Linked DNA regions of Mus musculus: region 2 is linked to region 1. A link is a loop called in an ENCODE intact Hi-C map of the cell type or tissue named here. Cell type or tissue: heart. All regions are shown on one strand.

Evidence for each region. A loop is a pair of places that touch in the nucleus more often than their neighbours do. Peaks named below come from ENCODE experiments on the same cell type or tissue, not always from the same donor. Only the 100,000 strongest peaks of a DNase experiment are listed, where the experiment ranks them.
Region 2: it touches region 1 in a loop (2.5-fold over the local background); 19 of 42 quality-filtered maps call a loop at or near these places.

What each region holds. Positions count from the first base shown.
Region 1 is chr3:129,529,885-129,537,884 of GRCm38, forward strand. It overlaps Elovl6 (ELOVL family member 6, elongation of long chain fatty acids (yeast)), which reads left to right and starts at 2,502. Exons shown (of 5, transcript NM_130450.2): 1 at 2,502-2,611; 2 at 2,764-2,884. The coding sequence starts at 2,796. Gm35986 (predicted gene, 35986) reads right to left here and starts at 2,504. Exons shown (of 3, transcript NR_153368.1): 1 at 2,373-2,504; 2 at 1,175-1,280. In heart, a CTCF peak has its summit at 3,920; DNase peaks (open chromatin) are centred at 2,477, 4,017 and 6,497; H3K4me3 peaks cover 4,612 bases; H3K27ac peaks cover 5,459 bases.
Region 2 is chr3:129,679,135-129,687,134 of GRCm38, forward strand. It overlaps Egf (epidermal growth factor), which reads right to left. Exons shown (of 24, transcript NM_010113.4): 21 at 7,051-7,218; 22 at 4,057-4,177; 23 at 1,965-2,070. Among named protein-coding and RNA genes, the nearest start is that of 6330410L21Rik, 71 kb to the right of the region's middle. In heart, CTCF peaks have their summits at 1,275 and 4,333 (motif pointing right); DNase peaks (open chromatin) are centred at 1,357 and 3,507.

The DNA.
Region 1 (8,000 bases):
AATCTATATCTGAAGAGATAAGTGAAATCTTTACACTAAGTCTTTGAGAGTGTCAGAGGACATTAATGTCTTAATCACCAACTAGACCTCTGATTGATGTAATAATCTACAGGATTTCTTTTAACTCTGACTTATCTATCTATTCTGTGTGGATGTATGTGTGTGTGTGTGTGTGTGTGTGTGTGTGTGTGTGTGTGTGTGTGTGTGTGTGTGTTGGTGGTGATGGTGGAAGGAGGGATAGATAGGGTCTCATGTGGCCCATTATAGCTTGGAGTTTGTTACTTAGCCAAAGATGACCTTGAACTCCTGATTCTCCTGCCTCTACCTCCCAAATGTTGGAATTATAGGCATGGGTTACAATGCAGACTTCCTTCCTTTAAAGAAGTGTGTGGGGAGGAGTTGGGGGGGGGGGCTGCTTCCTTGTGCAGGTGAGCAGGTGCACGAGGAGGCCAGAGCTGTAATGGAATGTGTCATTCTCGAGATGTCTCCATCTTCATTTTAAAGACAAGGTCTCTTACTCATCTCCAAGCTCCTATTTCAGGTTTGTTATTTCAGGCTAGCCTTAGACTCATGTAGATCCGCCTGCCTCTGCCTCCCGAGTGCTGGGATTAAAGGCGCGCAGCACCACCACCTGGCTCACAGAGCCATTTCTAGCCAGCGTAAGATATAAAAGATACCTGGTCTCCAAAAATGAAAATACACAGGAGGAGTTCCCCGTCTCAGCCTCAGAGGTTCTGGGACTCTGAACTCAGGTCCTCATGCCAAGCCATTTTCACAATGTGGTGGCAATACCTCTTTCATTCCAGCACAAGGGAGGCAGGGGCAAGGAGAGCTATGAGTTGGAGGCCACACTGATTGATCTATTGCTCTACTGTGCAATTTCCAGGATGGCCAGGGATACACAGAGAATCAAAAAACAAAAACAAATAAAAAACCCAAACAAAAACAAAAACAAATGACATTAAAAACCCAGGGTGTCATTCTATCTCCTTGGCTGACCTGGATCTTGTTACTAGACCAGGCTAATCTCAAACTCACAAAAATCCACATGCTTCTGACTCCAGAGTGTATTAGGATTAAGGACATACCCACCCCCCAATTAAGGACATACCCCACCCTTTTAAGACTTGGGGGGCAGGGGAAGCAAGGATGTCACTGTGAAATTCAGACTCACCTCAAATTTCTGGCAATTTTACTAGCACCAGTCTTCCCGCCTCAGCCTCCAGTGTCTTCCTGAGATGATCTGACTGCATGAAATGCCCTCGCCTCATTTTAGTTGGCTGGTAGGTGAGGAAATGAACATCTTAGAGGGTATTTTCTCTCTGGTCCTAATGTACATCTTTAAACTAATAGGTTCTTAGCTGGGCTGTGGTGGCCCGAACCTTAGTCCCAGAACTTGTGAGTGAGGCAGAGGCAGGCAGATCTCTGAGTCTGAGACCAGCCTGGTTTACAGAGCCAGTTCCAGGGCAACAAGGGCTACACAGAAAAATCATGTCTCGAAAAGCCAAAAGCACCTAAAAAACCCAAACCAAACAAACAAAAAAACCCAATCTTGAAAATCACAAACATTTAAAAAACAAACAAACAAACTAATAAGTGTTGATCAGTATCTTTTGTTGGATCTAAATATTATATTATTAGGTACCTTATTGTCTCTTACTTCCTTCTTCCTTTTAGGACTAGAAAATACCATCCTCCAGAAAAATAAGGAGTATTTGGGAATGGTTGCTGTGAGCTGGTAGCCCAGGGGGAGGATTAGCATTACATAAATCCCTCTCCTACATTAATCTTTTCTTCCTAATTTCACAAGAATAAGGCAGAACTAAAGTAAAGCAGATAGATAAAGTTTTGGTATTTAGATCAGTAGGCCTAATTCTGTATGCCAAATTCCCTTCCTTTGTTCATTAATATCCCCTCCTGGTAGCCAAACCCTCTACCTAACTTCTGCCTCCTAGTCAACCTTGACTTCCCAGGTCCTCATCCTCAGCATCCTGTCTGCACGTGGTCTTAGTTCCGAAGGCTACCTGGCCCTAAGGTCAAGGTAAATCCGCGCCCAAGCTGCCCGGTGGAGGTGGTCTCAGAGGGTGCTGCGGGATCGAGGTAGTGAGGAGACTAGATCGCAAGACGTGATCCTCACATTTATTTGCCTGGAGTTCTCATGCCAGAGAACCTGGCAGATTTTACTATTTCCCAATTGTTTACTCGCCAAGCTTTCAGGTCCACGCGCCTCAGGGCTGCGCCTCTCACTCTGAAACTTCATTCAAAGGCCAGGCAGGGAGGCCCAAGAGGTGGCGAATGGGCTTGAGTATGACCTCAAGGCCACTTCCTCCCTCTTGGCGCCCTTCCCTCCCCTCCCCCAGTCCACCAACCACCTTCTTGTAAACAAAACTATCCCCCAGGGCGATGGGAGGTCTTGCTCTTCTGCGCCCTCTCGCGCAAAGGGTTAATTTTCCCGATCGCACGAGGGGGAGGAGATTTCCCTGTAGACGAGTAAAAAGCGTGATGGACAAACGTGCGGGCACTAAGACCGCAAGGCATTCATTTCCTCCTACGGTGGATGCGGACGCTGGGAGGAGAGCCCCTGAGCTAGGAGCTGGGAGCAGAGGCGCAGGCAATGCTCAACCCTGGATGTAGCTGAGAGGCTGGGAGAGAGATCGGCCAGGAGACTGACGGCGGGGCAATACCTAGGGGGGTGGGAGGGGGAAGCAGACAGGAGAGCACTCAAAATAAAAGGCTCTTTACAGATTTTTTTATTTTGTATAGAGAACACGTAGCGACTCCGAAGATCAGCCCCAATGAACATGTCAGTGTTGACTTTACAAGAATATGAATTCGAAAAGCAGTTCAACGAGAACGAAGCCATCCAATGGATGCAGGAAAACTGGTAGGTGATGCTTTCGCGAGATACTATTCCCGGGAGTGCATTAATGTCGGTATTCCTGGTCTGAGCGTGAGCGGAGCGACGGATGGATTGCCGGCAGTAGCCAGCAGATCGCGGAGTTCCAGGGTCTCATGTCTGCAGGAGACTCTGAAGCTGCATGGAAGCGTGCGGTTTGGGGGGTGCTCTGTGTGAGCCGCGGCCACGCGGGCATCTTTGTGTAGATTATATAACATAGAACATATAATATGTGTACCTGTAATAATATACGGGAGACAGAGGCATGTTACAATCCAGCTATCCCACCTGTGTTGTCTCCCTGCTTTCGCTTAGATTTGGGGGTTCTGCTTGGCCTCCCGCAACTGGAGCGTGCAAGGCAGTGGAGGGAGGACCCGGTCTCCGCTCCCTTTAACCCTCTTCAGCCCGCCTCTCTCTGGTCCTTTCCCTCTCCCCATCCCTCGTGTCCTTCCTTTCTCCTTGTAGTTCTTCCACTTTACTGCCCTCCCTTGACTGCCGCCTCCAGCCGTAGATGCCCAGGGTCCAGGACCCCTTCCCCACTCAGATTACTTTCCGGTTTCATAAAGACATCGGGGAGGAGGGGACAATGAAAACTGCAATAAAAATGAATGAACCCGAGCAAGTGGAGCCACGCCATTATTAAGTTTCTGTGTAAAGGAAACGCCTTTTGGACACGCTTCTCCGCGTGGAGCAGCAGTTTAAGTACTGGAAGGCTCCTGCCAGGGCAGTCTCGGAGGTCTTTCCCCAGAACTTCGAATCCGGGAAAACATCTTGTTTACTGAGTTCCTCCGGTCAGTCTTCTGAAAAATCCCCGTGTGGGAGGCGATCCGGTGTCACCTTGCAGTATTTTAAGAAGGGAGCTCCCTCCTTCCCGTAGACCGTGCTGTGGTTGGAGATGTTTCCCTCCGGTTTAGTGCGAGCCCCCTCGATCTCCCCACCCCCACCCCACCCCCTCTGCGCCGCGGCCGGCCCTCGGGGGGCTTCCGGGCTCCGGGAGGTTCCGCTGCCGCGTGCGAGGGCGCTCGCGACCTGCCTTCCCTCCCTCCATTCATCAATGGGAAACCGGAGACGCCGGCGCTCCCGGGCTGGAGCGGGTGGTGGCAGCCGCCGGGGGTTCGCCTTCTCCAGCCCGATCCCGGGCTTGCTGCTCCCGCCCCTTCTCGCCCGCGGGGAGCGCGCCCACCCTTGGCCTTCAGCTTGCGAGCTGGGCCCTTGGGCGGTTTACGGCGGCGGCCGGGCGGAGCCGAGACTCCGGGGCGCGCGAGTTCGGGCCGCGGCATGGCGGCTGCCTGGAGGCCCTGAGCCCCAGAGCCAGCCTGGTGCGGTCGCCGGCGTGCTCCTGGACACCGAGGACGCGGGCCTGGGTCCCGAGCGCGATTACACCCCCGGGGAGTCTGGATCGCCCCGTAAGGGGGAGGCCATAGGGAGGCCCGAGCGCTGCAGGAAGCCCAGCCCCCTCGGGCTGGCGTTCGGGGGGTCCTAGCGGTGCACTTCCTCCCGTTAGGGGCTTGGGGGGGAGGGGGGGCTGTGACCCGAGCTCAACCTGCCAACCTAGGGCTCCGATCTTCTCTGAGACCATTTGTCACCGTCCCTTGCAGGGCTCTAGCCTGCCTTCCTGCCTTCCTCCTCCAGTAGCCCGCAGCTCGCGTCTCTAGCTTGCTGCATCCCGGTTGGGCCTGTCATTCCGGAGCAGGCATTCCTAGCCTCTGCAGGCGCATGGCACTCAGTCTGCCCTGCTGCTGCACCACCCTAGTGCATGCTGTTTGTTGCCCACCCCACCCCACCCCCTTTTCCTAAGGTACCCCAGGACCATTTCCCGCCTCTTTCTCCAGACACTCAGTTAAGTGACTTTCACTCTGTCAGAACTAGACAGGTCCTTGGTCCTCGTGGGACTGAAAATATCCCAAATCCATGAATTTCTTTTCCCTTGTTATTCTTTGGCCACTATTAACTCCTGAACAGTACTTATGTTCTTCCTGACAATGTATTTTCATTATCTTATTTTCCTTATTTCTTATTTTAAAGGTGGCTCCTAGCACATCGTGGGCTGATGTGATGAACCTTTTCTGGTCTTTTTTTTTTTTTTTTTCTGGTCTTGATTTTGCAAAGCATTTTGCAAAATCTTACTTTGTACAAGGCAGATGCTTACAAGGTCCAGCGATTAAAACGCTCATTTGACCGCCAACACAACCTGCTCATATCCGTGTCTGGATTCAGCATGCTTGGCTTGCGTTTTGAACGCTGTTCTAGTCACACTGTAGAATGGATGTTCTTCCCGTCTTTTGATCGTTGGCTTTATAGTTTTGGATAGCTTATTACAGTGGATAAGCTTATTACATCTCGTCCGTGCTGATCTTAGCCACTGTCCCTTTTCACTTCACGATTCTAGTTCTCTTGGAGCCTGATTTCAGAACTTTCCCACCCGCTCTCCGCAACCAAAATGTCTTGGTCGTAATGAAGGTTCTCTTCTCATGTCATTAGACAGGAATCCCATCATAAAGGCTTATATATACCCTCTTGCGAGGGGAGTTGAGGGGCTCCAGAACCATCAAGTCTCACCTTCACCTGTCCTTGTCACTTAGAATGGTTTGAAATAGCTTCTGGAAGAAATCAAGTATAGAAGCCTGTGTGCCCTGTCTTTTGAGAACCTATTTGTAACTGTTCTTTAAAATCTGCTAGACCTAGTCTAAACAAAGTTGCTAATTGTAACAAATCTCTAGTAAGCTGAGTTGCCAGGGCCTCTGACCACCGCTGGGGTCGAGGTGGGGGTTGGGGGAGCCAGGCACGGGTCCTTACATTACAGTAGTCTGTATATAGGAACTAGCCTCATTTAGGAGCACTTGGAATAAGGAGTTGGTAAGACCAGCCCTATAACGCTTTACCTTAGTTACCTCAGCATCCATTCACGGAATGGGGCCCCAGGTTTCCCAGTAGCCTATGTGTAAACTCAGCTGGCTAAGCTGAGACAACAAACTCGTGACATTTATTGCTGCCTTCATTGTTTAACCTGATACTCACTGGCCTAGATAATGAAATATTGTAGACATTTATTTTTGTAGCAAATGGTTTCATAAGAGACTAGACTGCAATGACAATTTCAGTGCAAAGTAGTAAATATGTATTCCCTTAGAAAATCACCCTGTGTGATTGATTTTCTTGTAACTGCCGCCCAGTTAAAAGTCACCTGGGTAATATGATCCGGTGCAGTTTCTAACATGAGGTAGGGAAAAATGCCTGCCTTTTAGCTCCAAATAACATGTCCCAGTTCCAGTTTTAGACTGGAAAGCCCGTGAATGGATGCTATTAAAGCATCCATGTAGATAGACATTTTGTTCTTTTATGTCCTGGCTGGCCATCACTTGTGCTCACTAACAGCCGACTCAATCGGTAAATGCTGCTAGCGAGGAAGCACGGTCACCCAGCCATCGGAAAGGCTGGAAAAGAGACAGCGGATTCATTGAGAAGGAATCCTTCTCCCCTTGAGCCGCCTGCCTGCCTGCCTGCCTGCCTGCCTGCCAGGTTTGTGCTAAGACTGGATGCTAGTTGCTCCGGTTGTAATTGCCTGGCCAATGATGATTATGTTCTGATGTCGGCTGACACGGCATTCACCAATAGGAAAGCAGGAGGCCTGTGCTGACTGCTGTAGCATTATGTATGTGGGGTGACGTCATCAAAGGGCTTGCCTAGAATCTCTTGAAACCCTCCCCCCTCTCCTGGCATCCTCCACTCTTGCAGCTTTGAGTGCTTTGTATACTTTTCTGATTTTCTCCTCTCCTCCTGTGGTGATTTCTAGAAGGCTTTTTTTGTTTTGTTTTGTTTTTCCATATTTGTGTTCTGTATTCTAGGGTTATGAGACAACACAAATTTATTTTTACTGAAGGGGGAAAATGGACTTTAAAGAGAGCTACATCGTGTCTCTACAGTCTTGTGTATGAAGTTTAAAAAGCATTGTAAACCAGTGTTGGCTGTGCACATTTTCCAATGGCTAGATTTATGCTGTTTTTCCTGTGGGGACAACAGCTCTGAGTTGCTGCAGAATTTTTCCATGTAGCTTGGCTGTGTGCACCTGAGGAATGTGCTGGGAATCCATGGACTCTGTGGTGTGGTACAGGATAGGCTAGGGTTTTACCAGGTGGTTATTAAAGTTACCCGGGATGGGATTGGCTGTCAAGACAATACTGTGTTCCTATTGAATTCCATGTGTAGCTGTCACTTATTTTGAAGAATCAGACCTCATGTTAGCAACATGGCTGGGAGTCTAAGGGACTGACAGCCCTTCCAGTGACCTTCAGGATACCGGTGTCGTGTATGTTAAGGGAGATAAGACCGTGTCATGGAGAAGAAAATCAAGGTTCTTAATGTAATATAGGAAGTGATTAAAAAAAAAAAAGCTATATGGGAACATTTGACCTGAACTTCCAAGTATCTCTCAAGTATTCACCTGTCTTTCCTGTTCAGGGTCCCAAGGATGAAAGCTGGCTTAATGCAGATTATACTTTGTTATTTTGTTACCTGCCTATATGTTTGTGTTAGTATATGGGGATGGGTGTGTGTGTGTTTGTCTGTTTATTGGTGGTTTTGTTTGTTTTTTACATAAGGCTTTTTGTTATATCAGTGGGGTTTTTTTTGTTTTGTTTTGTTTTGTTTCTCAAAATCGCTGACTGCCTTTCCATTGCTGATTGCAAAGGTGTCACGGGTGGACATTAGAGTTTAAAGTTACTCGTGATTCATGAGGACAACCTTGTGGAACCTGAGGAAGCCATCTTTGGCCAGGCTTTCATTTCTTTGCCCATGTTATGTATGTATAGGCAGGTGCAGATCTGTAACGTGTGCATATTATTCAGATAAGTTCTTTTAAGGTCTCTCTTCTTGTATTTCCTCTCCAGTAGTACATTTTCACAAATAAACAAGGCCTTTTCAAAACACCTTGCCACAGGGTGTAAGAGGTAGAGTGACTAGGAATTTGGTGACTCTTACACCACAAGTACAAGCCACGAGAAATCCTCTGCGCTGAAGTCTGCATTTCACGCGCTTTTTCTCTACATTTCTGGGTTGAGCATGGGTGATTTTTACTCTTCAAGGTTTTGTCTTGTTTTTAAGACAG
Region 2 (8,000 bases), 150 kb after region 1:
TTCCCTAACCCTCACCCACTGGTGCTGGCTGGGGTCCATGACGATGTCTCTGTGCTCAAACACTACTACTATGATTCCATGCCTTTTGTGTGTGTGTGTGTGTGTGTTTCACGACAGGGTTTCTCTGTGTAGCTCTGGCTGTCCTGGAACTCATGCTGCAGACCAGGCTCGCCTCACACTCAGAAATCTACCTGCCTCTGCCTCCTAAGTGCTGGGATTAAAGGCGTGCGCCACCACTGCCAGGCTTCTTCCACGCCTTTCTAGGAGAACCAGTTCAGAGCCAAAGCTGACCTTCAACTCCTTCCTCACTCTCCCTCCCACCCAAGCTCCGTGTGTGCTTTCTCTGTAAATACCTATGAGGTGGGAACACGATGGCTGGTCGGACTACTCACATGGGAAGCTAAGGAGTGGATCAACTCATTTGCTGCTCAGTGCATAACAGTGTTAATGTTCAAACCCCGCGCTCTCAGCCTTCCCAATGCTGCAGCCGTCCATACAGTTCCTAAAGCTCTGCTGGCCCACAACCATAGCACTGTTCCCATGGCTACTTTACAGCTGTCATTTTGCTACTGCTATGAACCTTCACTACTACTGTCCAGCAGTCTTAGGTGTATGTGACCTCCAAAGGGGTTGAGAACTGCTGCTCTAATCCATTCTGCCCTAACAATGTGAATCCCCCACCTCTGGTATAACTACATTTCTGTCAAATCTTTGAGCTTTGGGTTAAGTTGCAAAATCTTACCACATGTTTCTTCTAAGCATATTTTCTCTGAAAGGGACCCTGTGTTGTTGGCTGCTCAAGGAAAAGTAGTAACTACAAGACAGCCCTTTACCTTCTAATAGTGCTGGCAACAATACCTCGGCAACTATTGAAGATCTGAGTTTTAAGAGTATACAGACAACAGTCACCATACATAAACATTTATTACAGTTTTCAGTCAATCCCTTAATGAGCCTTATTAAACTCGTCTTGCTCAAATTATGCAATAATTTTTTTCTGAATATAGTATTTTAGGTTACAGCACAGAGCATGTTCAAAATGGAAATTTAGAATGAGTTTTCTGTAGTAAGACCCCAGGTTCTCCCTACTGGAAACCGGAAGAGGGTATTATGGCGGTGTGTGTGATGGGAACTATCAGGAAATACAAGTAGCACTGACACTTAGCCGGCTCCTGGCACTAGCAGGGAACCTGTTTTTATTGGCTCAAAGATTTCCTTTGCCTTCCCAATGGCTTAGGACACAAAGCATGTTCAGTGCTGCCCTCTGGGCTGTAAGGAGGATAATGATATCTGAGCTCCAAACCCAAGGGACAGATCACAGTACAAGTCCTGGCAGAGGGACCACAGCAAAGGACGCAGAGTACGCTCCAGGGGAGCTTGAGAACTTGGCTCGGATCTATGGTCCCTTAGTGGTCTGACTGGACTTCTCAGCCTAGAGCCTGGCTGAGGGTTAGCTCCCGGTAAGACTAGAATATGCTGAAATCCCTAGAACAAAGCCAGATCAACTTTCATCAATAAGAACACTCCCTCCAGGCCACGGAACCTGTTTGGGGAGAGCTATTTCCATCCCCGGGGGAGCTACACTCGAAGCAACGACTGAGAACCAACACTAGGGATAGCCTGCAGTCCTAAGCAGCTCAGGGGCTAAGAGAAGAGGAGATGCAATCAAATGTGTTTCTCTCGTGGTGTCAGTGCCTCCCAGGGCTCACTCAGCTTAGACAAGGCCAATGGCCTTTTGTGACTAGATGACATTTCTCAGTGGAAAACACTTTTTTTTTTTTTTTCCTTGAGACAGGGTTTCTCTGTATAGCCCTGGCTGTCCTGGAACTCACACTGTAGACCAGGCTGGCCTCAAACTCAGAAATCCACCTGCCTCTGCCTCCCAAGTGCTGGGTTTAAAGGTGTGCACTGGCACCACCACCCGGCTGGAAAACACTTTTGATCAAGGTAAAATACCGACTCACCGAGCTGCAGGGAGGGAGACAGGCCAGCATCTACTACTGCACCATTCGTACCATCCGCAGGCAGACTCCCATTCTTGGGGTCTTGGTGTTTCTCTAGGACCACAAACTGCAGAACAGAAAAGCAAAGGGTTCAGAGGATAACTGCTGTGATCTAGAAGCCACCTTGATAAACCTTCAACCGTAGTCGAGCTCACCCACACAGAAGGTGAAGCTGGAAAGAAACGCCTTGTCAACTGTCTCCAGCTAAACGTACATTTTCCTTTTTACAGTTTTACCATGTATGTGTACAGGTGTTGTGGCTGCATGTATATCTATCTGTGTATGTGTGTATGCCTGATGCCCATGGAGACCAGAAGAGGGCACTGGATCCCCTGGAACTGGAGTTACAGATGGCTGGCTATAAGCCAGCAAATGGGTGCAAGAAATCAAGCCCCAGTCCTTGGAAGAGTAGTCCGTGATCTTAGTACAGTGTACTTAGATATAATAATAAATAAATCTTTAAAAAAAAAAGAATCTTGGATCCATAGAGGGTCCTGTTTTGCTGCAAATTATACAAGTGTCCTTAGGTATCACCAGTACTTGCCCATCAGCCAGGCCATATATGTGGGTTTGGGCTACCGCTGTTTGTGTGTATGTGTGTGTATGTGTCTATATATAATTCATTTAAGCATGCTATCAAGTCCCAGGTAATTACGACCGCTAGTGAGTATGGGTAACTACTATCTTGCAGGGATCCCCAAGCTGTTCTTTCATAGGTGGCAGCTCAGAAGGCAGAGTGCTGAGAGAGGCCCAGATAAGCACAACAGCACTTCTCTTTACTCAACAAACCATTTTTGTCATTGTTTGCATGGTTCAGACTCACGGCACACTTGCAATGCAGGCTGAGCAGAGCCGACTGGCCTGCACTCAGGCCAGACAGGTTAGGTATTAAAAGAAATCAAACAGAAAGAGGAAGAACAGAAGTAGGCCATGCTCTGGGCACAGGACCCAGGCCGGCAAAGTCTTTCCTTATCAGTAAGTGACCGGGTGAAGGACTGCCCCAAGGTTTGGACTTCTGTGTAGTTCAGAAAGGAGCCCTCCACAGGGAGGACCTAGAACTCAACAGTAAAGAGCATAGAAAAAAAAAAAATCTGTACCTATCTTTCTCATCAAGGGAAGGGTAGGGAGGTTTAGTGAGTGGAGTCAATCAGGGGATAGGGACAGTGATGTTGGGGATGAGGGTGACTCTCAGGAGCTGTTTTCTCTCCCTTTCCATTCTTCACAACACTCGTCACCCTTAGTCTCCTCCTCCTCAGTGGTCTTTCTGCAATGACGTATTGCAGAGTCAATATAGCGGCCTGCTGTGTGAGGGCATAGGCTCCTTATTTCTAGCTCCAGCCAAGATGCACACTGCAAATCTTCCAACCATGTGCCTCTCTGCTAGAAAGAAGCGCCCAAGCTCCAGGGCTCTGGCTGCGGTGGACGGCAGCTGATAGGAGCAGATTTGTTTTTGCTGCTTCTCCTCCGGGTTTGGGAACTGGGTTCTCCCCAGCTCTCTCTGACGTGTGCAGCGGCAGTTGGTGTGGACGGCAGTTATGACAGCTGGGGGGGACGGGACACACAGCTCAGCAGCCCTGGCTTCTGAATGAAGTTCAGAGCCAACAAGCTGCTTGCTACTGCAGCATGGAATTTTGATTTTTTTAAAATTAAATTTTTTTTATTTAAAAGAGACACACATGCAGAAACCATTTCTCCCCTGTTATGATTTAAATGAGATTAATTAAATGTGCAATCTAATTCTCTATAGCCTGTCAAGCGCCATGAAGGGAATTTAGCTATCCACAAAGTCATGAGACCTCAAGGAACTGAGCACTGCCCGGGTCCTAAATCACATGGCGTTTATGAAGCTGGATCTTAGAGTTATACAGAAGAAGATGAGAGGCCCAGAGGTTAAACACTTGTTGAAGACTGGCTGGGCACTAAGGCTAAAAGACATTTTGAGAGCAGTTGGCAGCTGGAACAGAGTTCAGTTTCTCTGAACATCAGGAAGGAAGAAGACAATGAGTAAGAATACTTATCAAGCAATTCATAGCTCATGTACTGATAACACTACCCAAGGTTGGGGACAAGAAGCCACAGCTGCCCCGCTGCTGCTGTTGGGTCCGCTGCTGCTCACACTTCCGCTTGGCTCATCACAAGGGTTCTTTGGGGGGTTTGATAGCTGCTTCCGAGTCCTGAGATAAAGCCAAAAAAATCTGAGTCAAGCTCAAAATAAAAACAAAACACCCATCCCACTCCGGGATAACCCGGAGCAACTGTGTCGGTCGACAAGTTAGATCTACAGATGGTACAGTCAGTCAAAGCACACAGCTGAAAACCCCCAGGCCTCTAGGGGGCAGTACTGGTAAGCAAACAGCTCTAGGGATGCTCAGAGGGACTTAACGTAACTCTGGGTGCACTGCAATCACAAGAGCTCTGACAAGCCTTTTTGTCAAGCAATAGTCCTTACCAGTTGTGTGTGTGAACATGGGTTTGTGTGTGCGCACCTGTATGGGAGTGTGCCCTTGTATGCAGGTGAAAAGCCTTGCACCTCTTTCTCAATTGCTCTACGTGTTGTGTTATTTTTTGAAACAGTGTCTCCAGTAAACCCAGTGTTTGCCACGAAGCCCCAGGGATCCCCCTGTTTCTATCTCCCCAGTGTTACAGATGTAAGTGCACAGTGTGCCCTGCCGTATTGTATTGTATTGTACTGCATTGCATTGTATTGTATTGTATTGTATTATACTGCATTGTATTGTATTGTACTGCATTGTATTGTATTGTACTGCATTGTATTCTATTGTACTGCATTGTATTGTATTGCATTGTATTGTATTGTATTGTACTGTATTGTATTGTACTGCATTGTATTGTATTGCATTGTATTGTATTGTACTGCATTGTATTGTATTGTACTGCATTGTATTGTATTGCATTGTATTGTATTGTACTGCATTGTATTGTATTGTACTGCATTGTATTGTATTGTATTGTACTGCATTGTATTCTATTGTATTGTATTGCATTGTATTGTATTGTACTGTACTGTACTGCACTGTACTGTACTGTATTGTATTGTAGTGTATTGTATTGTACTGCACTGTATTGTACTGTACTGCATTGTATACATAGGTGCTGAGAGCTGAACTTGGGCCCTTAGGCTTGTACGGCAAACACTTTACCGACTGAGTTATACGTGGGCCCTTCATCATTTTTGCTATTGGGCTACAGCAGTCTGAAGCTGAAACCCACCATCCATCCACCCCTGGCTGTCAATCCCCACCCACCGCTGCTCAGGCACGCTTACTGGCGTGTCCATGAAATCAGAGCCCTGAGGCTGAGGCAAAAGAACCTTGAGTTTGAGGCTAGTCCAGGTTACATACAAAGACTTGTCTTAAAAAAAAAAAATCAAATTTCTGAAAAACATTAAGTTATGTGTTAATATATCAAAAAACCAAAAATAATTATATCATGTGCTAACTTAAAATTTTCTTTCTCTTTCCTTCTTTTGAGATATGGCCTCACTATATATGTATATATGTATGTGTGTATGTGTGTGTATATATATATATGAGCATATGTATATACGCAGCTCTGGTTATCCTGGAACTCACTCTCTACACCAGCCTGGCCTCACAGAGATTCCTCCTGCCTCTGCTCCTGAGTGCTGGGATTAAAGGCAAGCACCACTATGACTGGGGAAGGTTTTTGAGTTTCCTTGTTTTCTTGTTGTTGTTTTCTTTTGTTTGTTTTTTACATCTATCTTTCCAGGGGAACAAGCCGCCGATGACTTAAAGTTCTTTTTACGAATATACAGAATCCAAACAATAGGCTAAAAAGTGCAGTGATGGGCCACCCAATTAGAAGTTCAAGAGTTTCCCTGGGGATCTTGTCTCCCAGAAGTGATGGAGGTTTTTAAATATATACGCCTCTTATTAGGAAGATTATTATTCATATAAAACAACAGCAGTGTTTGTTATACCCACTACACCAGGCCTATGGTAAACTCCACACACTAACTCAGCCTCACAACAACTCTTGTAAGAAGCATTATCATCCCATACCTCATAACAAAGAAAACCAATGCCCACAGATGAGAAGGCGCGCCAGGGGGCTTAGGTGCTAACTTGGATCGGAGCTATACAAGCTGCTTCCAGAGCCAATGCTGTTTACTGCTAAGTGTGCTATATAGCAGGGTCTTTGGGGAGAGCACCTGGCTGATTATGCTCAACTTTGCAGGATATGAAACAGTTGTAACTTGAGTGCTTGCTCAGCTTTGGTAAATGTGGTTGGATATTTACCTTGTGATGGCAGTAGGTACCTTCCATAGCACCAGAACGCTGACACCTGGTAGCTAGGTGGGCCACTGGACAGTTTTATAAAGCCCCTTCAGCAGGAGTCTTGTGATTCCATGATTTTTGTTTTTAACAGCACAGACTATTATAACACTTCCTAAGCTGTTTCGACCGATGACAGTGTGACATCATCATTTTAAAGGAAAGGAACAGGAGCCCTGAGACGCCTGCTCCCCGACGCTAAGGTAGTGCTTTTACATAAAATGTACGCTACCGTCTCACGGTTTGAAAACCCCTAACTTTAAATTACTGAAAACAAAACCCAATGACCAGAATTTCTTTCCAAGTTAGAGAAGATCATGATTTCTCTCTAGCAATAAGTAGGTATTGTGGGTAATTATCAGCAGGCAACCATGAAAAATGATAGTTATGCCGGTTGATGTGGGCATGCGATGCTAAAAGAAGAGTCTGGACTGCAGTAGTGCATTGTGGGAGATAAGCACATCTGATGTGAGGATGCAGCACACGTGCAAGGTCCTGGGCTCAGTCCTCAGCATCACCAAAACGGAGGACCACAGATCTTACACATGTGTAATGACTGGAAAGGAAAAGTAGGAACACTGATGTTTTTGTACAGCCAAGTCCAGGCTTGTGAAAAGAGCTCACTCCTCCTTTTAAATGCAGTATTTTGCTCAAGTTCATCCCAAGGAAGTATGCATTTCCTGGGGGAGCTTAGAGAAAGGCTGTCAAGTTTCATGGTAAAGAAGAGTTACCTGTAGTAGTAAGTCCCCCACATCCCCAAGACGAGCAGCAGGACCAGTGCCACCATGCAGACAGCCACCACCATGATGTCATGCTTCTGCCCGTAGCCAGCATGACGCAGTTCCCACCATCGTAGGTCTCGAGTCTGGCATCGATCCCCAGAATAGCCAATAACACAGCTGTCAAGGATACAGGAACAGAGGTCAAGCAGAGGCCCCCAGTGCCCGATTCTTACAAACTCAATGTGCATTGTCTCTAACCCTGTGCCTTTCCAGATGCAGCTTTGTGAGCCTGTGATGTCAGCTGACAGTACAGATTTACCATCAACACTCACAATATTACCACTCACGGGCTTTCCCCTTTTCTCAGCCGGCCTTTGGGACGACGGGAGCTATCCGATGACAGATGAACTCTGGGGCTAAGGTCCCACGGAGGCTCCCTTTCTTTTTTTTTTTTTTTTTTGGTTTTTTTCGAGACAGGGTTTCTCTGTGTAGCCCTGGCTGTCCTGGAACTCACTCTGTAGACCAGGCTGGTCTCGAACTCAGAAATCCGCCTGCCTCTGCCTCCCAAGTGCTGGGATTAAAGGCGGAGGCTCCCTTTCTAAACCAACACAAACCAGGAGACACCTGGAGACAGGTGTCTGGCCAGACCGCAGCAGTCCCAGGTCAGAGGAGAGAACTAGGAAACAGCGACCCTTGTGGAGCCCCAGGCTGTAATAGAAGCACACACACAGGCCCGGCACTGGAAGCAGGGCCTTGGCTAAGGAGGGGCTGTTTGCTTCTGTAAAACTCACCACTAGCCAGAGAGAAAATGTGGAAAAAACAAAACAAAACAAACAATAACAACAAAAACCAACCAGAGACATAAAAGGTGGGGAGCTCTCCTGAAGGCAAAGGGCCATTTGCCTATAAATTCCTCACTGTCCAATGAGCTGGTTACTCTAATTATCAGACACCAGTTT